Linked DNA regions of Homo sapiens: all the other regions are linked to region 1. A link is a contact called in ENCODE Hi-C or POLR2A ChIA-PET data. All regions are on one chromosome and are shown on one strand. Each heading gives the region's core, a stretch centred on a gene start or an enhancer-like site at or near the end of the contact. The rest is flanking DNA. Distances are from core to core; before and after follow the strand shown. Region 1 overlaps ADAMTS17 (ADAM metallopeptidase with thrombospondin type 1 motif 17). Region 2 overlaps ADAMTS17 (ADAM metallopeptidase with thrombospondin type 1 motif 17). Region 3 overlaps ADAMTS17 (ADAM metallopeptidase with thrombospondin type 1 motif 17).

Region 1 (4,776 bases), core at 1,005-3,504:
AGGGATACCGCAGTCGACCCTGCTGAAAGCAACGCTCTTCAGCTCTCCAAGGCTAAGGGAAAAGAAGGTGCAGATCTCGGCACCGCTCCCAGGCCTGTGAGATGCTGGACTGTGTGGATGCCCCTGAGCGGGGCAGCAGCAAGAAGAGGCTACCCTTTGTGGAAGCAATGAGAAGGGGGTCTCTCTCCAGCGTTGCAGGAGGAAGTGTTGGAGACGGGCTCTGGAGCCACAGAGGCTGCCTCCTGCCATGCTTTGACGTCTAATGAGCCACCAGGCTCCCCTAGCTGCCTGGTGCTACTGGAGCACAGTCCAGGGCACTTCAGAGAGAAGGGACATGGTGTGGCCAGGAGGAAGGTGGACATGGACACATGCCACTCCTATGCAGTTGATTTGACGAAGAAGTCAGGTGGGAATTCCATCAGGGCCTTACAACCCCTGGAGTGGAGGGATGGTGAGCCCTCTGGGGAAAGATGTGCGCCACGCCCCACCTTCAGGATCACCCTCCACCCTCAGCCAGTGAAGGAGGAGGTGGTCTCCAGGTGAAAACCTTTACCTGATGTCCTGCTACCAGATGTCTGTCTCTCCCCCAGTCACAGCAAAGCCAGAATGTGCCCAACCCCAACAATCCAGGCTGTGCGGCAGATCAGTGAGCCTGCTCCACGTGTACCGGGATCAGCATGGGGGGATCCAATCATCACTGTACTCATTCCTGTAACCAGCTGCTGCTCAGGAGGGGCCCTGGGCCCCACCTCAAGCCTAAGGCTAGCTCTGGGCCCTTAATGGAGACTGGGAAGCTGCTGGTCAGCACCCAGACTGCCACCAGAGACCAGAGCTGCAGGCACCTTTCCAATCCCCAGGCCTAAGTGACTCCTGTTCTCAAGGAGCAGCAATCTCTCTGCTGCTTCTTCCTCCTCAGCCCCAGATGCCTTCAGCAACGTCAGGAATGTGTTCCAAGACCATAGCAAAGGCTGGAGGGTAGCAACATATGCCACTGTGGCCGAAGGATTATTTTGAGCTGAAAGCAATGGAGAAGAAGCAGGTACAAGAAAGCTTTGTCCTCCCACTCTCTGCCAAAGAGCAAGACATGAATTTGTAAAGGTGCTCCCCCCTCACTCCTCTACCAGGAAGAACAGAAGTTAATCACTGGAGAGAACCCCAGACCCTCATCAGTCCAGAGGGCACCCGAGGAATCTACATGACAAACTCAAGTAATGAGCCTTCATCTTCCAGCAGTTCCCCCACAGCTGACCTTCCCACAATCTGCCACCCAGAACTCAGTCCTTTTCTTTCATCTTGTCACTTCTAAGAATGTATTATTCTTTGTCAAGACGCGGTATAAGGCCAAGTTCTAATCACCCCTCTGTGTTCCTCATTGCTGAGAGCTCCCAGCTTATACTCAACTTCTGTTTGTTTTTCTCTTGTTAATCTGGCTTTTCTTTTTTGAGACAGAGTCTCGCTCTGTTGCCCAAGCTGGAGTGCAGTGACAGGATCTCAGCTCACTGCAACCTCCGCCTCCCGGGTTCAAGCGATTCTCCTGCCTCAACCTCCTGAGTAGCTGGGATTACAGGTGCCCGCCACCAAGCCCACCTATTTTTTGTATTTTTAGTAGAGATGGTGTTTCACCATGTTGGTCAGGCTGGTCTCGAACTCCTGACCTTGTGATCCATCCACATTGGTCTCCCAAAGTGCTGGGATTACAGAAGTGAGCCCCTACACCTGGCCTATCTGGCTTTTTTTGGTGTTGCTGTCAGTCTTATTTTCAGGGTCCTGGCCAATGAATCTAATATGGGTGGAGTAAAAAGTTAAATTTTCTTCCCCTACAACTCCAAGACTACTTTTTAATTCTTCAGTAAAAATCACTCAAGATTCTGGCTCTACCCCTCATTCCACCACACCCTGGCAGGTCACCTGCCAAAGTTGTTCTGTAAGCCTGAACGTAGAGATAGGGCCACTGTCCTCTTAGTCCCCACAGGGATGGAAGTCTTCAACGCTTTGAGACCTCGAAGTATTTCAAGGGCAGGATCTTGTAGAAACACACACTAGCACTTCTGATTGTTGCGGTAATTTCTTTAGCAAACAAAGCCTCAAATCTCAGTGTCTCAACACACTTTACTTCTCACTCATGTAACATCCAATGTTTCAGGGGCCATGGCTGCCAGTTCTGTGGACAACCTCAGCCAGTCGGCCAACGGAGAAAGAGCCCCTAGGTGCCATTCATGGATGCTGGGCCAGGCCTAGAAATAGCTCGTATCACTTCCACCCCATTCCACCAGGCAGAGGGCAGTCACTTGGCCCTCAGCCCTTTCCTAACCTTGACTCAGCTCACCTAACCATGACTCAGCCTTTCCTAACCATGATTCAGTTCTTGTCTAACCATGACTCAGCCCTTTTCTATATGTCAATCAAGCTCCCTCTCAGCACAACAGCACTTGTCAGGAATTTCTAATCCAAGTCGTCTATGCTAGTAACTCCGAAGGTTGCTTAAACTGAAGTCCTAAATAGTAGCCAGGCCCAGATTCGGTCTCTGGTAGAGCAGCCCAAAAGATCGCCCTGACATAACCTTCCTTCCCGTTCCTGAAGCACTTACGCTGCATATCTGTAGAAATTGAGGTTAAAAACTCAGAGCCAACCTGAGATTTCACAAGGGAGGGTTTAAGGTTCTTCAAATTAACGAACTCACAAAGAGCACAGGAGCCTGGGGGACTGCCTGAAACACGCAAGCTACAAACAAACATTCTCCCTCAAATTGCAGTTCTGACTCCGGAGGGTCACTCGCATCCTGCCCTTGTGGTTAATTCCAAGTGCTGCAATGGCTTCGGCATGACTGACCTTGCTCTTTACACCGTGAGTCCAGCGGCCGAGCAGTCACTGGGAAAACGAACTCTTGGCTCAACTCTAAAGCGGTGATTTTAATGCCAGATGCAAATGAGGACTGTCCGTTGTCCAAAAACATCAGTGGTAACTTGAGTAAGTCTCAGTGCCCACATGGTCCAATCTGGCCCTGGAGTTTAAGCCAAAGATGCATAGCCTAGCAACCAAAAAAGAAACTTGCAAAGGCACCCTAATCTCTACTGGCATGTCCTTAAGAACATTTCAAAGGGCTCTAATTCACTCCCTGGTGACACTTCTTAACATGCCCCCTCCTCTCTCCATCCTCTCCCACACACTGCAGCCTCTCCCATCCTAGGCGGTACCTCTCCTCCCCGTCCTGCACACACCACCCTCAAACCCTGCACTATTTGTGTCTCATCACTCCTCCCTCACCTCCCAGGGGAGAAGGCAGGAGGAGCTCCTTTGCTGGGCATTGTCCTTCTCCCATCCTGATCATTTTTCTTGGACAAAATCTCAAAGAAGTGCTAGAAAATAAAATTCACAACACTGCTCCCTCTGTCATCTTACTTCTTTAAAAAAATTATGTAAAGTATACATAACATAAAATGTACCATTTTACCTATTTTAAGTGTACGGTTCCGTGGCATTAAGTACCTTCACACTGTTGTACAACCATCACCACCGTCCACCTACAGAACTTTTCATCTTCCTCAACTAAAAAACTCTGCCCATTAAACACAAATTCCCCATGACCGCGTTCCTCAGCTCCTGGCAACTGCCATCCTGCTTTCTGTCTCCATGAATCTGACCACTTTAGGTGCCTCAAGTGAGTGGCTTCATTCACTATTCATCCTTTTGTGACTGGCTTATTTCATTCGGCATAATGTCCTCAAGGTTCATCCATATTATAGCATGTGTCACTATCTCCTTCCTTTTGAAGGCTGAGTAATACTCCACTGTGTGGATAGACCACATTTTTGTTTATCCACTCACCCCTCTATCAACACCTGGGATGTTTCCATATCCTGGCTATTGTAAATAGTGCTGCTATGAAGATGGATGTACAAATATCTGAGTCCCTGCTTTCAATTCTTTTGGGAGTGTATCAAGAAGTAGAGTTCCTGAATCATATTTTTTAATTTTTTGAGAAACTACCATACTGTTTTCCATAGCAGATGCACCATTTTGCATTCTCACCAGCAGTGCACAAGGGTTCCCATCTCTCTACATCCTCGCCAACATTTGTTATTTCTGGTTTTGAAAGTGGTCATTCTGGCTGGGTGCCATGGCTCACGCCAGTAATCCTAATACTTTGGGAGGCCAAGGAGGGTGGATCACCTGAGGTCAGGAGTTCCAGACCAGTGTGGCCAACACGGTCAAACACTATCTCTACTAAAAATACAAAAATTAGCCAGGCGTAATGGCGCATGCCTGTAATCCCAGCTACGTGGGAGGCTGAGGCAGGAGAACTGCTGGAACCCGGGAGGCAGAGGTTGTAGTGAGCGGAGATCCTGCCACTGCACTCCAGCCTGGGTGACAGAGCAAGACTCCATCTTAAAAAAAAAAAAAAGAAAGAAAAGAAAAAGAAATGAAATGAAACAAAACAAAATGAAAGTGGTCATCCTAATGAGTGTGATTAGTCATCCGCTTTAACCCTCACAACAACCCTAGATACTATTATCCCCATTTTCCAGATGAGAAAACAGAGCAGGGGATATTAGGTAAGTGTATCAGTCTATTCTCACACTGCTAATAAAGACATACCAGAGTCTGGGTATAAAGGAAAAGAGGTTTAATGGACTCACAGTTCCACATGGCTGAGGAGGCCTCACAGTCATGGCGGAAGGCAAAGGGGAGAAAAGTCACATCTTACATGGTGGCAGGCCAGAGAGAGCTTCTGCAGGGGAACTCCTCTTTATGAAACTATCAGATCTCATGAGACTT
Region 2 (4,304 bases), core at 507-3,006, 67 kb after region 1:
TGAGACAGCAGTCAGCGCCATAACTTGTTCGTTTCTCCCATGCTCGAACTCGGTAGAAACCCTTATGCCCTGCTGTGCTTCCAAAGCCCAAAGCGGGGATGCAGCACCCCCTTGAAATACCTGAGCCAACCCAGACTTGGGCAACTGGGCATCCTGCAAGAACACAGGCCCAAAGAATTGCTCTTAGAAGGGCCTTTCACCTAAGCATAGCCCACAGCTTGAACATGACTTCCTTCCTCTGCTGACCCTGACAGAAAGGAGAACGAGGCTGAGAGAGGACCATGGCAGGGACTGAGGAGCACTTCATGAATGCCTGTGAGCAAACGCCATCCCAAAAGTCTGGGTTCAGGAGAAAAAGGCAAAGATTGACAAAATTATCTAGGCCACCTAAGAGGGCTTCTAGAGTTTTGCCCCATCCTGCAACAGAACACCTCTTTGCTTCTGAGGACCACACCAAACCAATGAAGCTGTCTATCACCAGCCCTACCCCAATGCTGTGTGATGACCACGTTATAGGACAGGAAAAAAGACTCTGCTTCTTGGACAGAGGGATGAGTCCAGGGCTGGGCACGTGACCCAAGCAGGGCCACTCAAATCCTTTCACAAAGTTTGGTGTGACGGGGTTCACAGGCACCAAGGACCACAAAAGCTGCAGCTGCCAGGGGCCCCCTGTGCTGCCATCAGGAAAGACCTGCCTGAGACTTAAGTAAACCCAGAGTGAAACAAAAGAAAGAGATGGCAAGAGCAAGCAAGGAAGCCCCAGCCACACTGCTGTAAACCCTGGGTCCAGCCATGACTAAAGCTCATATTACCTGATGGGCTTTTCACACGAGTCAATAAATTCCCTTTTATTTATTTTTCTGGCTTAGCTTGAGATGGAGAGAGGGCTAAGCAATGCAGACCTCCTGCCTCTGGTCCCTAAATGCCCCTTCATGTTTATCCAGCTGTAATGGGAACCATGCCGTTTTACTGTGATGAAAACAGCTGAGCATTTGAGGAGGAGAAAATGAGATAGCCGATGTCACGTGCCGCGTGCAGTGCCAGGTGTGGCTGGCGTCCTCCACAAGCTTCTGAAAGAGCACAACAGTGTGGGTTCCCACAGACCCCCTGCTGGGACCTGCCACCCACCACACAGCCCCAACACTGCCACACCTGGACGACAGTCTTGCTCATCTATAATGGTGCCCTGCAGAAAGAGTCCAATCATCACAAATCTGCCCTAGACAAGCAATTATGTTTTTTCTATGAAAAATACAAAATTCAACCTACGAGTACGTTCTAAGCAGCTGGTGCATATCCTGCCAAAAACGTCTCCACTTTACAGAATTTACTCCAGCTTCCTTTAAAACGGTAAGCTCATCTACTTCATTTAAAATTTGACCCACTTTACAGAAGTCTCACTTTTTAAAACAACTTTTCAATGACATCTATTACCAAAACATCATACCCCTGGAGCAAAACGGTCTCCGCTTTTTCTCCCACATACACAGACAACTCACACACACCCCACAAAAGGCTTGATCGTCCAGCCTTGTCAAAAAGTTATTATAAAACATTTTATTTTATCTGGCAGCCAGAAATTATGTTCAGTTGTCTGGAACACAGGCTGCTAGCGGCTGCTTGCCACAGACAACTGGAAGGAAAAAAGCAAAAGACGACAGTTGTAAATCTCAGAATCCCCAAAGATAAAGCAAGCAGGGAACACCATCGTTCACTCGCTGGTAGAATCCTCAGGCTTCCTGAGCAAAGTGCCCACGTCATTCACGCTGGAAGCAATTATAACAAGATTCTTGCTACAACTTGAACAGCTTCCTTTTTTTGCTATTGCTAAATGCTTTCCCTTTTTAGGTAGTTACTGATGTATCATAACTCCAAGTAACTACTCTTTAATATGGTTGAAACTGGAATGTCTTCAAGAAATCTGTACTGTCAGTGTTGGATTCATGAAAAAAGAAAAAAAAGTAATGGGAAAGGAAAACAGAATCCCGGGCTTAGCCATCCAAGTTTGCCCTGGCTTCTTCTGCCGGCTACTTTCTCCACGAGACAACCCAGTGTACATCACCAGGGGAGTCTGACTAAGCAGCAGGAAAGGCCACCCCAGGGGACACAGAGGGACACAACTCATGCACAACTGGGCATATCTTGGGGTTTCGTGCCCTGGTCAGATGAGGTGAGAAAGCCACACCAGATTCACAACCATCAATCCCTGTTCCTGTTTCTTCCCAAACTTCTGGGTCCCCAAATACAGCAAAATGGGCAGCTTGCTCAGGGAAAACTCTGATTTTCACAACTTAGATGTCCCAAAGAAAGCTACGTTCTCAACAACATGGTCCTCATTCTTACAGAGGCTGGACGCTGCATGCCCACAGAATGGCCATGTGGCCAGGGGCAATGGCTCAAGCCTGTGATCCCAGCACTTTGGGAGGCAGAGGTGGCAGGATTGAGCCCAGGAGTTCACGAAAATCCTGGGCAGCACAGTGAGACCTCATCTCCACAAAAAAATAATCAGCTGGGCGTGGTGGCACACACCTCTGAACCCAGGTACTCGGAGGCATGTGGGGGCGAGTGTGGGAGGATCGCTCGAGGAAGGTCGAGGCTGCAGTGAGCTGTGATTGTGCCACTGCACTCCAGACTGGGTGACAGGGCGACACCCTGTCTCAAAAACGCACAAAAAATGGAATGGCTATTCCCCACAGCTGTGATGGTGGTCGGCGCTGGGATGGAACCCACTGCAACCTCGGGGGTGCCCCCTGCCCAAGCCCCCTCAGTGAGGATGGATTTCGAGACAGGACTCAAGCTCTGGCCTGCCTCAGTCTGGTGCCTGTCTCACCACCCTGGCTGCCGCAGAGTCCTCTCTAATCCCAAACCCATTCCCATGGGCTTCTTGAGATTTCTGAAGCCTACAACGTGCCAGGCATGTGGACAACGTACAAAGGCACAGATGACACAAGCCATGCCCTTTCTCTGGAATCCACGTGAAGCCCAGCAGTTTCAATGCCTGGCTCATATCTTGCTTCCCCAGGGAGCATCCCCAAATCGCCATCATGACCTCTTTCCTCCTCTCCTCCAGAACTCTGGGCCCACCCCAACTGCCTGGGGGTCTGTGTGGCCAAGCCTGTTCTGGGCACTCTCTCTCCCTGCTGCCCCCGACCACAGTAGCCAACGCCTGTACACACGTGATGAAGCAAACACAGCAGAGACCCCAGGACCCTTGCAGGGGCAGCTTCAGGGAAAGGCGTCAGGGATAGGAAACAGGAAGATTTGAGGCAGATCACCTGCCGGCAAGGGACAATGTGCCCCGAGGGATGCACAGATGCTCTTGTCACTGCAACAGCCGAGCCGTCCTCGAGGCTGGGAAATGCATATTTATACTAAGGCAGGCAGCTTTTCAAACTCAGAGGCGAGCCAAGCAGGCCCGTGACAGAAATTCACGGATGTGCCGCTGAACACTCTGCACCAACAAGATGATTAACTGCCTCCCAGAAAGGAAACCAACAGGCCAAACACCATTCAGATGATACCCCCAGGGACAAAGCAGGCAGGAGACTCCGAACCTAAGCTGTGCCCGCTGTCGACCATCAGCCCCACACAGGGAGAGGAGGGGTAATAAAGCATCCCCCAAAAGCACAGTGAGAGAAGCAGCCACATCCCTGGCAGCAGTGGAAACAGTTTATCTTCTAGGAGTGTGTTGTATTTCTTTAAATATTGACACAAAGAATGGCTCATTCCCTTCGCAGGGGCCCAGCAGGCCAAGCACTGGCTTCCTAAGAAATCCACGGGACCCCAACCTATAAGCTGTGTCTCTTCGCTTACAGAGAAGAAAGGTCCCTTTCTGCTCCCCAATTCTGGAGCACGCCTAAGCACAGGGTGCAGTGTGGACACCAGAGCAGAAGGTCCCCTGCAGCAGATGTGAGCGAGACCTCTGTCCCTTCACAGCTGGTCCCAGGTTGCATCCACACCACCACCAAAGCCGACCACCAGTGACGCCTGACGTTTTCTGCTCCACTGGGTGGGAACACTCCCGGCTTTACTGGGCTTTTCCCCTAAGCTTCATTGTCCAGCTCCATCCAAACGCCACGGCAGGGGGTTTGATCTACGACTTGCTAATGGATTGAGAAAGGTACCAGCTCCTTCAGCCCAAAGCCAGTTTGTGCAACCCCATACAGGTTCCAGCAGGCAAATTCTCTGTCTGGTCGTGCACATGAAATTGCCTGTTGCTTTGGAAAGCAGGCTTTGCAAAAGGACCCACTGCATCTGCAGCTGGAAAACGCTCAACAAAACTGGGCAGCAGCTGTCCCGGTGAG
Region 3 (4,518 bases), core at 197-2,696, 130 kb before region 1:
CAGGGAAGATGGGCTCAGAAGCTTGGGAACCACGTGGTCACATGTGCCCGCTGGAGGTTTGGAACATTCCTCTGCAGTGAAGAAGACACTCGTGGCTCTCAGCAGTCTCTCTGCTCTCTCTCTAGGCCAGCAGTTAGAAGGTCTTAGTATGGTGGGGACATTGCTTTGAGTTCATCACAGCACTCATCCAAGTTCTCCCTGGTCCTCTGTGGGGGACACATGCTGACGAGGCTACTCAGACTCCTGTTCCCAAAGCTGCCCAACCCGGCCCCCTCATCAGTCCCCGGCGGACAGGCCTCTGCGGATTTTACCAGCAGTGAGCACCTGCCCATAGCTGGCCCATTCCTCGTCTCTTTCCTGGGAACTCGGTACTGAAATTCAGATGCAGAGAGGTCATGTCTGCTCGTGGTTGACGGATCCCAAAGAAGGCTACACTCCCTTATATGTAATTCAGAAATTCAAAAAGCTCTGAAAACTCTAAGTGTTCTCTTCCATTTGTGGCAAACACATTTGGCAGCAAAACCAGCCTGGACTGATGTGAGCTCTAGGTAGTGTCAGTATCCCCCTTAATGAGGTCACCTGGTGGACAGACCCACGTGACTGACTATGGGGTGCTCTCCTGGAGCCCACTAGCAATACAAATATTTGGTTGATGCACTGTCATTACCTTTTGAACACATAAAATGCTCTGAAGCTTGAACTGTATGTGGCCCAAAAGGATCTGGGTAAAGGATGTGGATTTACATAAGAGGTGCCGTGGGCTACCCTACCAGCTTCCACACGGACAAGTTCTGAGAAAGCCAGTCTGCAGTGGGTGCACGGGGTTGTGACTACCAAATGCAAGCTTCGGAGACCACAGAGCTAAGGTCCTGACATCTTCAGCTTTGCAACAGCTTCCCTCCTTTTCATTAAGCGGCCCCAGCTGGCTTGGCGGAGCTGTCGTCAGAGAGTCCTAACCATCACGCCCCTCATCCCCACGGAGGCTCAGACCTGGGGGGTTCTGCCGTGCCAGGCAGGAGGCGCTGGGAACGCACAGCCACGTCCAGACGCAGCCTTTGCCAAGCTCTCCGACACTTCAGTGGGCCCATGGCCTGCTGGCCTGGGCAAGGAGGACTGAACTCTTGAAGGTTTCCACTTCAATGAGATTCCATGAGAAAAGCAGAAATGGGGTGGGTTTGGCAGTGGGCCATCTCAATGGGTTTCTGTCTAAAGGCTTTTCCATTTAGAAATATTTTCTAAGGAGGATCTTTGTCTTCTTTTGGAGGTGGGATGGATTTGTGGTCCTGAATCCTCCCTTGGAAAATCTACCTCTGCAAGAATTCTTTCTTCTTTTTTTTTTTTTTTTTAAAAAAAGGAAGAGGAAAAAAAAGAACAAAAATACAGCTTCCCTTCTTTTGAACTGTGCGTCACTCGCCAAAGAATTCCGCAGCGATAGCACTGCTATGAATAGGGCAGTCATAATGGGCTTCAGAAGAGCCCGGAGCCCAACCACAGGAAACGTTCCTATCACGGCTCAGCTAGAACTGTGCCTCTTATAAATGGAGTTTTCAGAGGAACACTTATAATCCGTATTCCCCTCCTGCCTTCTAAATTGGCCATCTATTATTTTGTTTTTACCCTTGATGAAGTGCTCCTTTTAAAAATGCTGGCTTCTGTTGGTATTTGAGAGAAATGAAACTGCAGATGCAAGAAGTCAGGGCGATTCTACCCCAGAGCAGGACGTGTCGAGCTACCTGTGCAAAGCCCCGAGCGTGGGGTCTCTCCTTCAAACGCGAGATACTTACTGCCTGGTAGCTGTCCTCATCAAACAGGGCTGCTCTTTTCAGATCAAAGGCGGTGGCACTCTAGTGACAATAACTTAGGACTTAGGCAGAGAGAAACAGAAAGGAAGTGGGTGAAAGGTCACATTCCCAATCCAAGTGGCCCCCCAGAGAGCCACACCGCAAGGCTTCCTGGGTGGAGGATCTGGGCAGACTCAAGTCCCAACCACTGTGGTGATAAGGCAACGAAACAGTCCAGCCATCCAAAAGCGGTCAGAAGGAAAACAGAAGTTTAATCTGGACTTGGAGAAATCTGTGGAAACACAGACATTTCAGTGGGATTTCTGTGCTGAATAAATAAGACGGGAGCATTGAAAACTGAAGCAGGCAACCAAGGAAAGAACAACTTGGGGCACAAAGTTGAGTTGAAATTTGAAGAGCGTGAGTCTGTCCCAGACCTGACCTCTTCTTGCTCCTGCAAAGTGGGAGTGGGCAGTAAAGAGGTCTAAAAGTATCTTTATCTGGCATGCCGGGGAAAGCTGAAGGTTCGGATTCAAGGCTGCTTCTCATGAGAACCAAATGGCAGCTCTCTCGCTTCCAATTAGGGGTCTGCGTGTGCCTGACACAGCGGGAAGCCTCCTGCCACCTCCTGCATCCGACTCACAGCCAGGCGGAGGGAGGCAAAGGCCGGTGTGCAACTGCACGGCTCCAGCCGCACACGTTCCTTCTAGGAGGGCAGGTCTCCCCTCTCCCTCAACTGCAGGGAAAATTCAGGGTGCAAAGGCCGTGTTTCTCTTGAATTCTGCTGGCGAGCTGATGGCGCAGCTACATTACACGGTCCCCAAAGGTGGTGTTCTTTTTAAAAAAGGACAATGATGGGGCTCCCCAATACTTTCAAATGAGTCCTCATCTGAGTGGGCTGGTGTTATCTGCTACAATTTAGAGCATCACATGTTGCTCTACGAGTCAGCTCAAAGAGGATGGGTCAGGCTGTTAGACTAAAAGCTGCAGATCTGAGGCTGCTATTCCAGAGATGCCCGGGCCCACCTTCACACAGCTACGCACACCTGAACTTGCGACAGCAGAAGGCCAAATGCAGATTTCAAAGGCTCTTCCCATCACAGGGAAGAAACATAAGACCTGGCATCAGAACTTCATTCTTCTGCAAAACACTTTTGAGGCTGTCTAAAAATCAGGCCCAGTTTCCTGAGTTCTTCTTCAAGCTCCCTCACTCCACACCCATGAAGTCATGCGGTCTGTCTTCTTCAAGTGTTGGCAGCCAGGCAATAGCTGCTTATTTTCTGTGAGTCAACTGCTCTGGAAGTGAGGTCAGCTCCCGCCCTGGCCTCTTGTCAGCTGCAGGTGCTTAGAGGTGTCCTGTAACCTTATTCCCTCTCATCTTCTGCACAGCTTGTTTTGCGTATTAAATGAGACGATGTATGTAGAGCTAACTTGTGTCTTGTACATGACATACCGATAAACGGGTTCATATGTCATCATTATAGCACAAAGTCTTGTTTCCTAAAGAAGAACAGTTTTAGGTAAAAAAAAAAAAAAAAAAAAAAAAAACCCAACAACCCTGAAGCGGGTCCTGGGGTGTCCTCATCTATTAAGGACATTAATTAAGCAGACATTACAAATGTATACATGACACACCACCTAGAACTTCATCAGCTACTGGAAATGCTTGCAGTGGCCCGATGGGGCAGAGCCTCTTGATTCAGGAGAAAGCTCTTGGAAAGAAAATGGGACCTGTGCTTATTATCATCTTTCCTAAGTTGCAAACTATTCTCAAAATGTTCCCCAACATCCTAGCCAAGGATTAAGAGCCAATTCAAAATAAACCAAGAGAAGCAATACAGGGATCATCCACATTGGAAAGCCAGAGAGCAGCCGCACCAGCACACTGGGATGCCCCTGTAAAGCTCCTTGGTCTCCTCAGCTCGTCCTGGGTCCCTCCACACATGGCGCCAGGGGCAGGATGCCAGCACAGCCTCCTCGCTACAAATGGGGTTGCAGGATGCACCTGGCCTGCTGCCTGCTTCAACAGCTGCAGTTGGAACATCTCAGAGAGCTGGGTCATTCAAGGTCAACCCCACAACTTACAAAGTTGGGCCGCAGCTGAGCTGGGCAGAGGACTGGAGTGTCTTGCTGGGTTGGTTTGGGAAAGGGATGCCCCCCGGCTTCCCTAGGTGGTTTTTATATTCTTAGGGGAGGACAGGAGGCTGCCATGCAAGGACATGCCATATGCCTTTACCGTCAACCACCACGGCTGTCAGCAGGCCTTTCTTCTTGGGGCTCAGCCGGTCGTGTGCCTGGCACTGCTGGTCCCGGAAGCTGGGCAGACCCTTGGGGCAGGGCAGGTTCTCGCAGACCGCATGTTCTACACTGGCACCCGGGCAGTGTGTGCCTCCAGGCCCAGGGCTAGAAGGAAGAAGAAGGTCTGTGTTAACCAGGTGGTGCGACCAAAGGGCAGGAGAGCTGTTTCCGTCTCTCTTGCCAGGGGGAGGAGAGGAAGGGGGCAGGGCAAGGTTTCCAAAGCCACCCCCTCTCTGCTGTTACAGACCAAATGCCCACAATCCCAGACCCACACTGCCGGCATGTTTAAGTGAGCCCTCTGAAAGGTGCATGAGAGAACTGCAAATCAAGGTCATATGGAAAAAGAAGGCAGTGAGTATGAGTTTGGCAAGATCCACACATTGCGTCCTTCATCTGAACTTAAAATTTGGCCATGGGTAACACTGAAAACCCAAGGGAC

Evidence for each region. A loop is a pair of places that touch in the nucleus more often than their neighbours do. ChIA-PET counts read pairs that join two places held with the same protein, here RNA polymerase II (POLR2A). Pooled maps may share reads with other maps.
Region 2: a loop to region 1 is called in a map of ascending aorta, with 2.0 times the contacts of the local background. The contact joins two enhancer-like sites. A Hi-C loop is called at or near these places in 3 of 168 maps with a recorded cell type or tissue (ascending aorta, esophagus squamous epithelium and tibial artery) and 4 of 50 pooled maps.
Region 3: a map of ascending aorta shows a loop between it and region 1 (2.5-fold over the local background). The contact joins two enhancer-like sites. A Hi-C loop is called at or near these places in 2 of 168 maps with a recorded cell type or tissue (PC-9 and ascending aorta) and 4 of 50 pooled maps. POLR2A ChIA-PET finds 5 or more read pairs at or near these places in 1 of 52 experiments (activated T-cell).

The regions. Positions count from the first base shown.
Region 1 is chr15:100,239,402-100,244,177 of GRCh38, forward strand. The region is part of intron 7 of ADAMTS17 (ADAM metallopeptidase with thrombospondin type 1 motif 17); the gene reads right to left. Among named protein-coding and RNA genes, the nearest start is that of ADAMTS17, 100 kb to the right of the region's middle. RefSeq lists an enhancer at 1,697-2,896. Within about 2 kb of position 2,255, at least 6 of the 41 ENCODE cell types and tissues checked have a DNase peak (open chromatin) inside an H3K27ac peak, as active enhancers do; they include ascending aorta, where a contact is called at or near this core.
Region 2 is chr15:100,306,700-100,311,003 of GRCh38, forward strand. All of the region lies in intron 3 of ADAMTS17 (ADAM metallopeptidase with thrombospondin type 1 motif 17), which reads right to left. Among named protein-coding and RNA genes, the nearest start is that of ADAMTS17, 33 kb to the right of the region's middle. RefSeq lists an enhancer at 2,919-3,418. Within about 2 kb of position 1,757, at least 8 of the 41 ENCODE cell types and tissues checked have a DNase peak (open chromatin) inside an H3K27ac peak, as active enhancers do; they include ascending aorta, where a contact is called at or near this core.
Region 3 is chr15:100,112,830-100,117,347 of GRCh38, forward strand. It overlaps ADAMTS17 (ADAM metallopeptidase with thrombospondin type 1 motif 17), which reads right to left. Exons shown (of 22, transcript NM_139057.4): 13 at 4,018-4,184. Among named protein-coding and RNA genes, the nearest start is that of ADAMTS17, 230 kb to the right of the region's middle. Within about 2 kb of position 1,447, at least 18 of the 41 ENCODE cell types and tissues checked have a DNase peak (open chromatin) inside an H3K27ac peak, as active enhancers do; they include ascending aorta, where a contact is called at or near this core.